Regions from separate parts of the Homo sapiens genome. Here all the other regions are linked to region 4. A link is a contact called in ENCODE Hi-C or POLR2A ChIA-PET data. All regions are on one chromosome and are shown on one strand. The core of a region is the stretch at or near the end of the contact, and the rest is flanking DNA. Distances in the headings are between cores, read along the strand shown.

Evidence for each region. Hi-C counts contacts between places; a loop is a spot of excess contacts on that map. ChIA-PET counts read pairs that join two places held with the same protein, here RNA polymerase II (POLR2A). Pooled maps may share reads with other maps.
Region 1: a loop to region 4 is called in a map of naive thymus-derived CD4-positive, alpha-beta T cell, with 6 times the contacts of the local background. The contact joins the promoter of TPBGL here to the promoter of POLD3 in region 4. A Hi-C loop is called at or near these places in 1 of 168 maps with a recorded cell type or tissue (naive thymus-derived CD4-positive, alpha-beta T cell), 2 of 37 single-sample maps with no recorded cell type and 7 of 50 pooled maps.
Region 2: a loop to region 4 is called in a pooled map, with 2.5 times the contacts of the local background. The contact joins the promoter of UCP3 here to the promoter of POLD3 in region 4. A Hi-C loop is called at or near these places in 3 of 50 pooled maps.
Region 3: a pooled map shows a loop between it and region 4 (4-fold over the local background). The contact joins the promoter of DNAJB13 here to the promoter of POLD3 in region 4. A Hi-C loop is called at or near these places in 1 of 168 maps with a recorded cell type or tissue (gastrocnemius medialis) and 3 of 50 pooled maps. POLR2A ChIA-PET finds 5 or more read pairs at or near these places in 1 of 52 experiments (activated CD4-positive, alpha-beta T cell).

The regions. Positions count from the first base shown.
Region 1 is chr11:75,239,371-75,242,070 of GRCh38, reverse strand. It overlaps TPBGL (trophoblast glycoprotein like), which reads right to left and starts at 1,297. Exons shown (of 1, transcript NM_001195528.2): 1 at 1-1,297. The coding sequence starts at 1,021. LOC124902717 (a long non-coding RNA gene) reads left to right here and starts at 2,201. Exons shown (of 2, transcript XR_007062783.1): 1 at 2,201-2,425. RefSeq lists silencers at 1-11, 142-391.
Region 2 is chr11:74,007,796-74,010,522 of GRCh38, reverse strand. It overlaps UCP3 (uncoupling protein 3), which reads left to right and starts at 1,438. Exons shown (of 7, transcript NM_003356.4): 1 at 1,438-1,545. RefSeq lists an enhancer at 1,190-1,829 and a silencer at 1,963-2,143.
Region 3 is chr11:73,949,582-73,952,363 of GRCh38, reverse strand. DNAJB13 (DnaJ heat shock protein family (Hsp40) member B13) reads right to left here and starts at 1,338. Exons shown (of 8, transcript NM_153614.4): 1 at 1,227-1,338. The coding sequence starts at 1,294.
Region 4 is chr11:74,590,906-74,593,855 of GRCh38, reverse strand. POLD3 (DNA polymerase delta 3, accessory subunit) reads right to left here and starts at 1,274. Exons shown (of 12, transcript NM_006591.3): 1 at 1,138-1,274. The coding sequence starts at 1,197. RefSeq lists an enhancer at 979-1,612.

The sequences.
Region 1 (2,700 bases), core at 48-2,547, 650 kb before region 4:
GCAGGTTGCGCATCCAGCGCTGGATGCCGCGGCGGTTTAGGTAGAGCACCATGAGGAAGATGAGGCCGATGAGTGCCAGCACCAGCCCGAAGAACACGTAGGAGGCTTCCAGCTCCGGGCCGGCGGCCTCCGCCTCCTCTCCGCGAGCGTCGGCGCCGCTGTCCGCGCAGCGAAGCCGCGCCCCGTCCAGGTCCAGTAGCGGCCGGTCTAGCAGCGCCCGCGGGGCGGCGCAGCGCAGGCGCCGCGAGTCGGGCACGCGCTCCGTGGCGTTGCGCAGCCAGGCCAGCAGGGGGCGTGCGGCACAGCCGCAGCGCAGGGGGTTGTCGGCGAGCAGCAGGCGCGGCCCGGGGAGGCCGCCATCGCGCTCCAGCGCGCGCAGCTCGTCGGGGTCCAGGCCGGCCAGCGCGTTGAGGCGCACGTCCAGCTGCTCCAGGCGCGCCAGGCGCAGGGCGGCTGGCGGCAGACGGCTCAGCGCGTTGCCCGCTAGGCCCAGCAGGCGAAGCTCGGCCAGCGGTGCCAGCGCAGCGTCCAGCGCGGCCAGCAGCGCGGGGCCGCCGCGCACCAGCGCGTGGTTGAGCTGCAGCGAGCGCAGCGCGGGCAGCCCGCGGAAGGCGCCGCCGCCCAGGGCGCGCAGCGGGTTGTGGCTGAGGTCGAGCGCCGCCAGGCTGGGCAGCCCGTCGAAGGCGCCGTCCTCCACCACCTCGATGTGGTTGTGCGTGAGGCGCAGCGCGCTCAGGAGCGGCAGGCGCACGCCCGCCGCCTGGTCGCCGTCCCCGTCCCCGCCGGCGAAGGCGGCCGCGCGCAGCACCGTCAGGTTGGCGCCTACGATGGTGAGGTTGCGCGCGTCGGGCGGCACGTCCCGCGGAGGCTGGCGGAGCTCGGCTCCCGACGCGCAGCGCAGCAGCAGCTTGGGGCCGCCGAAGCAGTAGCACTGGAAGGGGCAGGGTGCCGCGGGCTGGCTCAGCGCCGCCGCCACGAGCAGCAGCCCCTGGAGCCCCGGCTGTCCCGCGCGCGGGGCCATCGCGGCCGCCCCCGCATCCAGCGCCCGGGCCGCCGCGCTCACCAGTGAGTTGGGAGCGCCTGGTGGGGGGCACGGGTGGGGCGAGTCCTTGACCCGGAGCGGCTGGCAGTCCCGGTCGGTCCGTTCGCTGTCTCGAAAGTCTGAGGAGCCGCACTTACTGGCTGACTGGCCGGGGGCAAGAGGGGTCAGACGGGGAGCGGAGCCCCCCGCCCCCGGTGCCCTCGCCCTGCGCGCCGGCCTCCGGCTTCCGCGGCCGCTCCGGGCTCCGAGCCGAGTGGGCAGGGTTTGCCTCCCCCCTCCCCGCCTCCCGGTCTCGTCCTCCGCCCCCAGCGGAGTCTCCGCGCCCTCCTCGCCGTGGGAGGCGGGGTGGGAGGCTCCCGAGAATCAGGGCTGTCGGCTGCTGCGCTTTCTCTTCATCCTCTCCGCCCCCGCCCCTCCGGGCTGCCGAGAAGTTTGGCTCCTGGAGGCTCCGACTTGGTTTTCCTCCTCCTCCACCCCCAACATTTAAGCTGGGTCCTTCCTCCTCCTTCTCCAGCACGTGTGGGGCGGGGCCCGACTGCGGAGAGCAGGCAGGTGGGTCACCACCAGGGAGAATTCGGGGGTTGGGGAGGACTTTAGAGCTGCTCCTACTACCGGAGGAAGGGATGAGGGGTGGGCTGAGAAAGTTACTCATTTTCCGGCCTCTTCCTAAGGCAGAGAGACTGGAAAATCCCCAGTCTCTGCTTCCTCCTCTGCGACCCTAGTTCCATTAGACCTGGCTGTGTCACCACCCCTGCAGGTCCTATGGGACCAGCTTTTTCTCCATCCCATCCCATCCCATTCTCAGGAGAAGTCTGTGGCACCCGCTCCCCTCCCACCCACCAACTCTGGCTGCTCTGCCTCTGCCAGGAGTTCCCCCGTGTGGTTTCCTCCACCGGGCTGGGCTTCTCTGCCAAGCACTGTCCTAGGCACAGAGACCCGGGGGTGTAGTGATTCTGCTCTTTGCTTTCACTCCCTGCCCCCAAACCTCTTAAGACTCCTGGGGTTCCGTTGGACACTGTCAACTAGTCCCTCCAGGCTTCTCCGCCTGTGAGTGGGGTTTGGGGCACCAGAGGTTGGGAGAGCAGGAGCAGATTTTGCAGCATGGAGTTGGGGGTCTCAGAAGGGGCCAGGGCTGAGGGTGGGGGGGCTGAGCTGTTTACAGATTTGTTTTGTTCTGGATTTTTTTTCCCCCAGAACTGGGAAGCTCTAAACCTGATTTAAAGAGACAGGCTCCTGAGAAGGGAGGATTCCTGGCCTTAGCATGAATTATTCAGGCTGGAGAGGCTGACACTTGATCCGCAGGCCATTCGGGTATCAGCAGAGCTGGTTGGAATAGAGGCTCCCCACCTCCTCCCAAGAATCAGTCTCTTTCTCCTGAATTGGGTACGGTTGTTATGTTGACTCCTTCCCTGAGGTTATATTTAACAGATCGACCAAAGGATCAATACCACTTAAGGAGAAGAGGCAGACCCTGCAGTGGCCTGGGTCTTGGGCAAGGACCAACATTAAGGAACAGAGCTGGTGATGATGGGGGTCTCCCAGCTCTCCCCTCCTCCAAGCCCCTCTCTCTTCCCTACCCCCTGTCTTAACTCTCCCAGGTATGAGAGCTCAGATGTGTCTCATGCAAGTCCATGCAGACTCATTCATATGTGGACATA
Region 2 (2,727 bases), core at 189-2,688, 580 kb after region 4:
GCTTTGCACTTGAACATCCATGCTTCTGACCACCTGCCCTGTGACGCTGGCTCTGTGCCCCAGTCCAGAAAAGACTTCTGCCTACTCCTCCTCTGCCCTACCCAGTTAACTCCCTTTCCTTCCCTCCCTTCTGCTTCTCACTCCTCCCCTCCCTTCTCTTCTTCTTCTCCCCTTCCCCCATCACCTGGGGCCCGATTCAGCTGTGCCCAGCCCTTACTCTGAGTGCCCACAGATGGAGCCTCCAGTAGCTTCTGTGGGGCACCCTTCCACCAGGTCCCAGCTCCCTTGGCTCCAGCAGTGTCCATGCTAAAGCCTCCAAGTGTCATGTTGGAGAGAATGGTGGTCACAGTAGATAAGCCCAAAATGCCTTACAGTTTACAGGCTGGAGTCAGGCCCCGCCACGTGCTGGCTACATGACTTCCCTGAGATTCCATTTCCTCCTCAGTAAAATAAGTGGTAAGATTTTAGGATCCCCAGCACTAAAAAGAAACGAAATACTGATACAGGCTCCAACATGGATGAATTTTGAAAGCATTACTATACTAAGTGAAAGAAGCCAGTCACAAACAAGCACATATTGGATGATTCCATTTCTAGGAAGTGTTCAGAACAGGCAAATTTATAGAGACAGAAAGTAGATTGATTAGTGGTTGCCTGAGGCTGGGGAGCGGGGGAAGGGAGGTGACTACCAATGTGTATGGAGTTTTTCCAGGGTGAGAGGGTGATGAAAATGTTCTAAAATAGATTGTGTTGATGGTTGTGCCACTCAGAATATACTAAAAACCATTTGAATTGTGCACTTGAAACAGATGAATTGTACGGTATGTGAATTCTATATCAATAAATCTGTAATTTAAAAAAAAAAAATTAGGTCGGGTGCAGTGGCTCACACCTATAATCCCAGCACTTTGCCAGACTGAGGCAGGAGGATCACTTAAGCCCAGGAGTTCAAGACCAGCCTGGGGAACACAGCAAGACCTCGTCTCTACTAAAAAATTTTAAATTACAAAAAAAAAAAGTAAAAAAAATAGAATCCTAATAGTACCTATCTCATAGGATTGTGGAAAATAGTAGTAATGTATGTAAAATATTTAGCACATAGTAGGCACAAAGAAATGACATTATTATTAAGAGACCTGGGAGAGCTGTGCCCAGCCTATCGTGGGAGGCCTTGACCTTTGGACTCAAAAGTGGCAGCAGGTCCACCCCCCCATACACCCTTGTCACCAAGGAAGCGTCCACAGCTTAAAGGAGCTATATTAAAGCACCCCAAGTCAAGAGGACTGAACCAGATCTGGAACTCACTCACCTCCCCTCTCACCTCACTGCCCTCACCAGCCAGCCTCTTGTCAAGTGATCAGGCTGTCAACCAACTTCTCTAGGATAAGGTTTCAGGTCAGCCCGTGTGTATAAGACCAGTGCCAAGCCAGAAGCAGCAGAGACAACAGTGAATGACAAGGAGGGGCCATCCAATCCCTGCTGCCACCTCCTGGGATGGAGCCCTAGGGAGCCCCTGTGCTGCCCCTGCCGTGGCAGGACTCACAGGTAAGACCCCTTTCTCCTCCCTCATCCCTTCCCCTCTCCCTCTCCCTTCTCCTTGTTCTCCCTTTCATTGGAGGCTTTCAGAGAGCAGCCCCGAGCAGTCAGGGCTCACTAGCTGCAGCTTGTCAGACCTGATAGAGATTCAGTCCAGCCGCCACCTTATGAAAAGGGAGCTGTGGCCTTGATGAGGGTACTGTGGCAGGGCTGGGGCTTGAACCCAACACCCGTGTCACTCACTCAAGACTCACACCCCCTTTGCCTTGCTGGCTGCCTCTGGTGGGATTTTGCAAATCCCCATAGACAGGAAGTGGCTTTCTTCTTTGCCTGCCCCAGAATCTCTGCGATTCCTCCAGAGCATAAATCCCTCTCTTTCCATGAGGACCCTGGGGCCCTCTTCCTGAGTAGGGATGACAGGGGCACTTCTGACCTGAGGCGTGGTCCAGGTCATTTGCTGGGAGCTTTACAGAGCCCATGGTCTCTGCCCAGACGGCTTCTTCAGTGGGCTGCTGTGAAGGCTTTGCCGGGAGGGTGGGTTGGAGTTGGGGAGGCAACTGGTGTTGGGTAGGATGTCTCAAAATGGGGTCCTCTTCCCCTGCTTCAGAGCTACCACAGGGAGTTTTCCTAATGCAGATTCCTAGGCCCCACCCCAGACCTAAATCAGGATCTCTGGGGCTGAGAGCTGAGAATCTGCTCTGTAAACAAGCAGCTCAAGGGATCCTTGGCTCTCCCTGAAGTCTGAGACTCTCTGGGCAGTGAAACAGGCGCAGCTTCAGATGTCAGACAAACGTGGGCACCAATCTCAGCTCCAGCACTTCAGCTGTATGACTAGCAAAAGCCCTGGAAGCCTCAGGTCCCTGGTTTACGAAATGAGAATAATAATAGCAACTACTTGTAGCCTTATGAAGGGATCAAATCAGTCAGTGTCTGTAAAGCCCTCAGCACGGTATCTGGTGCAAGAAGCAACCAGCAAACATTAATGGACCATGCTGACTAGAACATCCCATCCCTCAGGAGCCCCAGCAGAGCTACAGTAATGAGGGTTCCACTTTTGACTTCTTCCTCCACTGGCCAGTGGCAAAAGGCTGCCGGCTGCTAGGGGTCTAGGAGAGTCTGGAGTGAATTGGGAAGAAGATTGGGGAGTGCTGGCCTCAAGGCACCTCCTACCTGTGCCCACCACTGTGGCTT
Region 3 (2,782 bases), core at 89-2,588, 640 kb after region 4:
CCTACACACTCAAAACATACACCTATTGTCACTGCCTAACTTAATTGATTGAGTTATCCTGGACTCCTCTTTTCTTCACCCTCCAGTGATCCACTTAATTACCAAGTCCATTCCCTCCCCTTTCTCTGGCCTCATCTTTTGCCTTGATTACCACGAACAGCCTCCTAAAGGGTCTCTCTCCTTCCAAGATAACTTCCACAGCCCCCCATACTTCCTCTTCTGTAACACTCATCACAGTTGTGGTGACTTATTCAACATCTATTCAGCAACAAAATCTAGCTGCATGAGGTAAGGGAGTGTCGATGTCGGATTCCGACATTTATCTCCAGCTGCTACCACTGCAGCAGGAGTGAAGTACCCTCTCAACCCTTGTGGTAGACGCTCAATAAATATTTGTTAAAAAAAAAAACATGTTTTTGGCCAGGTGCGGTGACTCACACCTATAATCCCAGCACTTGGGAAGGCTGAGGCGGGTGGATCACCAGAGGTCGGGAATTTGAGACCAGCCTGACCAAAAAGGAGAAACCCCATCTCTACTAAAAATACAAAATTAGCTGGGCATGGTGGTGCATGCCTGTAATCCCAGCTACTTGGGAAGCTGAGGCAGAAGAATCGCTTGAACCCAGGAGGTGGAGGTTGCGGTGAGCCGAGATCACGCCATTGCACTCCAGCCTGGGCAACAAGACCAAGACTCCGTCTCAAAACAAAAAACAAAAACATGTTTTCAGAAAAATGTACTGACTCCTGTTGTAGGCTTTCTTAGGAACGAGCCAGAACGTCCTTAAGATCCGATGGAAGTATTCAGGAATGTAGTTTAGTCAATGCTGAAAACCTCCATCATGGCCAGAATTGAATTTAAAACATCCATCTGGCCTGGCCACTCCCTTGTTCACAAGCCTCTGGTTCTCCATAATATTCAAGATAAAGTTCAAATGGCTCCTTTGTCCCCACTTCATTGCTGGGAAAAGCAAGGCACCCAGGAGAGGATATAGGGCATGGAGCATAAAGGGAGATGGGTTGGGAGCAGATTGAGGAACTAAAGAGTTCAAATTTCCAACCTGGGCCCTGACCCAGACCAAAGCCAGGATACAGGTATGCAAGAAGTGAAAGGAGGAACAAGGTTTACCTTGTCTGCGCTAAGCTGTGCAGGAAAGCTCGTTTTGGAAGAGAAGAGGGCAGGGCCTGCCCCAGCACACCCCTAAGGCCTGGCTCCCACCCCAACTTACGCCTGCTTGATCTGGGCATCCTCTGAATTGCGAGTGATCCCGAGCACAGAGTAATAATCCTGGCCCATGGCTGGCTAGCTGGCAGTCAGGCCCTGGATAGTCCTCAGACTCTAGCAAGGCTGTTAGTTGGCTTCCTTGGTTGCTCCTGACAACCGCACAGGTGCACTCTGGGAGTTGTAGTCCCACTTCCCTAAACAAATTTCAGCTCTGCCACAGAGAGGAGTCAGTGAAAGGACTGGGGGAGAGCTGGGGCTGATTCTGCGACCCTGTGAAAGGTCACTCAACTCGGAAATTGAAGACTCACAGGGCTCTGTTTTATTTTGTTTTTGTTTTTAAAGAGAGCAGTAATTAGTTTTAATAAAAAGGTTTTAGAAGAAATGCATTTGGCTAATTTTTTAAAAATACATTTATTTTAGAACAGTTTTAGAGTTTAGAAAAGTTGAGAAGACAGTACAGAGAGTTCCCATATACCTCACATCCACATTCTCCTATTTTATTATTATTATTATCATTATCATGTTTTTGAGACAGGGTCTTCACTCTGTCACCCAGGCTGGTGGGCAGTGGCAGGATCACACCTCACTGCAGTCTCAACCTCCCAGGCTCAAGGGATTCTTCCACCTCAGCCTTCCAAGTAGCTGAGACACAGGCGTGCACTACCATGCCTGGCTAATTTTTGTATGTTTTGTAGAGATGGGGTTTCACCATGTTGCCCAGACTGGTCTTGAACTCTTGGGCTCGGCTTGGCCTCCCAAAGTGCTGGGATTACAGGTGTGAGCCACTGCATTCACATTCCCCTATTATTAACATCTTACATTAGTATGGTACATTTGTCACAAATAATGACCAATATTGATACATTATTATTAACTAAAATCCACATTTTATTCAGATTTACTAGTTGTTTTAACCTAATATCTTATTTCTGTTCCGGACCCCATCCAGGATGCCACGTTACACTTAGCTGTTGCATCTCCTCTGGTGCCTCCTGACTGTGACAGTTTCTCAGACTTTCCATGTTTTTGATGACCTTGACAGTTTAAGTAATAATGGTCAGGTGTTTTGTAGAATGTCCTGCAATTGGAATTTGTTTGGTGTTTTTCTTTTTGTTTGTTTGTTTTTGTTTTTTGAGATGGAGTCTCACTCCATCGCCCAGGCTGGAGTGCAGTGGCACAATTTCAGCTCACTGCAACCTCTGCCTCCCGGGTTCCAGCGATTCTCCTGCCTCAGCCTCCCAAGTAGCTGAGATTACAGGCATGTGCCACCATGCCCGGCTAATTTTTGTTATTTTTACTAGAGACGGGGTTTCACCATGTTGGCCAGGCTGGTCTCAAACTCCTGACCTCAAGTGATCCACCCACCTCAGCCTCCCAAAGTGTTGGGATTACAGGCGTGAGCCACCGCGCCAGCCCTCCTTCCCCACTTGCTGTATTGCACTCTTTGGAAGGCAGTCACTGTGCGGCCCACCCTTACAGTGAGGGAGTTATGCTCCACCTCTCTGAGTACAGCAGAGCCCTGTTTTCCATGCACATCCCAAATCCAACTGGTCACCAAGC
Region 4 (2,950 bases), core at 25-2,524:
AACTAATGAAAAGTAATCTAAAAAGACAAGCTGAACATACCTAACAGAAAAAACTCTCATTTTCCTCACATTCCTTGTTTTACTCAGGCCCTTTCCTCATGATGTTTTTTTTGGGGGCCACCAGCCAAAGCCATCCTAAAACTCATTCAGAAGCTAGATGACTTTGAAGTGTGATGTCTCAGAAACTTCTAAAGAAAGTTGCACCCATGCAAACATTAAAGGGCACAGGTGGTGCAGGGGTCAGGAAACGAAAAAAGTGGGTAAATATTTTTATAAGAGATTAGATTGGGAACTACCAGCATCAAGCCTTCATCCCTCCTAGACCCAGGATGCCTGCACTCTCTTCTCTCAAAGTCTCTTCCAATTCCAAATGTCAAGCTTCCAATAGTTAGAAGACTTGCACAGGTTAGGCAAAGGCAGTGTGATGTAGAAGAAAGCATTAGTAAGAGGACAGACCTAGGTTGAAAAACTGCCTATCCCTTACCAAACGCAAATAAACAAGTTATTTGGCCCCTCAGCTTCAATTTCCTCATCTCGGGATACCACCACCGACCTGGGATGGGGTGCGGGGAGGTCACTGTAAAGATTAAAGTGCCTTGGCACACAGCAGGCACTCAATCATCACGGTTTGCAAAGTGCACTCACATCCATCAATTCGCTCGATCTTTTCCTCACCCGTGTGAAGCGGATCAAACCTCTATCAATGCTTAAATTTCCAGGAAGAGGAAACAGTATCTGGAGGTTACGCAACTTGTAACTTAACACAGTTAAGACACGATTTCCTCAACTGTAAACTTAAAACTTTAAACGCCAACCACCTTAAAAGAAAGGTGTAGGGACGCCTTAGAACTCTCAGCCAACGGCCCTCCCTCCGCGCCCGGTCTCCGCGGCTCCAGCCCCAGGCTCTGTTCCCAGCACGCCCACCCAAGGGACGCGGACTTCCGTGTGTGCTGGAGGACCTTCCCGACGAGTCCTCGCTCGCTCTGGGGCACAGAGCTCGCCCAGGTCCCCTCGTGGGGACCTGTCTCCCCTGGTCCCCACGAAGCCACAAGCAGACAGAGGGTCAAGGCTCCCGCCGCCCTAGCCGGGCCCAGGACCCCGGTCGCACGCCCGCGTTCCCCAGTAGTAGCTGCTCACGATCTTGTTTTGGTCCGTGACGAACTCGTCTATATTTTCCAGATAAAGCTGGTCCGCCATGGTGCGGCAGCGCTGGGACCCGCCTCTAACCCCTCTCTCAATCACAGCCACAGCTCCCGCCGGCGGGAAACGTCTTTGCTCCCTCCCAGGTCCCGGGTCGTTTCCCCGGCAACGGAGGCGACGCACTACGGCGGCCCTCGAAGGGTCAAACTAGTCAGGGAGACGGCGCAGACGGAGGTAGGCAGAGCTAGTAGAAAACACCGAAGTGCGGGGCCTCCTGGCTGGTTTTTTCCTATACCTACGTACCTATGATAAAGTTTAATTTATAAATTAGGCACAGTAAGAGATTAACAAAAATAACTAACGATAAAATAGAACAATTATTATTATACTGTAATAAACATTAGTGAATATGGTCTCTCAACAGATGTCATTGGGTATAATATTTCCCTACCGAGGTTGGCTGCGCGTGATGAAACCCGGGAAAGCCAGGATAAAGGGGAGACTATTGAAAACAAGTAATTTTAGTAGTGCTGCCAACTGGGGAAAAGTACTGCCTGTTATAATCCCTCAGAGTTGAGAAATTAGGGAAGGTTTTTCCAGAGGGGTTGAGGAGAGGCTGAGTGTTTCGGATAGAAGCAGGAGAATTTGCTGGAAAAGAGTTCATTATCTCTGGATTGTTAGGAGAAGAGGCGGATGAGAGAGACTTGGGAGAAACCAAATCGTTGTGCCTAGGAGACTGTGAAGAGGCGCTTGAGCTGTGTTCTCAGGAAAACTTGGAGAAAAGTTATCAGGTTGGGGAATTTCAACTCAAATTTCTCCTAGTATCACCCCCGCAAAAATCTTTAATAATTGACTTCAGCATAAGCCGGTGCAGTTCAGTATCGCAGGTGTAGTGCGTAAGAGAGTGGGCTCTAGAGTCAGACTTACTGGGTTTGAATCCTGGTTTTGCTGTTTGTTGTGTAAACTTAGGTAATTCTTTAGCCACTAGGAGCCTATTTCCTTATCTATAAAATGGGAATAATAACAGTACCTACTTCAAAGGCTTGTCGCGACATGCATTCATTCAAAGCATAGCAAAATCCTGAGAAAGGCCAGATACTATTCTGAGTGTTGAGGTGCTGGGGCTGCAGCTATGAGCAATAATAAACCGAGCCTGTTCACATGTAACTTACATTCTGAGATTTTTAAGTGAAAGATAGTGGTGGTTTAAAATAGGGTAGCAGACCGGGCGCGGTGGCTAACGCCTGTAATCCCAGCACTTTGGGAGGCCTAGGGGGATGAATCACCTGAGGTCAGGAGTTCGAGGCCTGCCAGGCCCACATGGTGAAACCCTGTCTCTACTAAAAATATAAAAATTAGCCGGGCGTGGTGGCACGTGCCTATAGTCCCAGTTACTCCCAGGGCTGAGGCATGAGAATGTCTTGAATCCAGGAGGTGGAGGTTGCAGTGAGCCGAGATCATGCCACTGCACTTCAGCTTGGGAAACAGAGAGAGACTCCGTCTAAAAATAAAATAAAATGGCTCGGCGCAGTGGCTCACACCTGTAATCCCACACTTTGGGAGGCCGAGGCAGGCAGATCACCTGAGGTCAGGAGTTCGAGACCAGCCTGGCAAACATGGCGAAACCCCGTCTCTACTAAAAATACAAAAATTAACCAGGTGTGGTGGTACACGCCTGTAATCCCAGCTACTCGGGAGGCTGAGGCAGCAGAATCACTTGAACCTGGGAGACCGAGGTTGCGGTGAGCTGAGATGGTGCCACTGCACTCCAGCCTGGGAAACAGAGTGAGACCCCCCTCAAAATAAATAA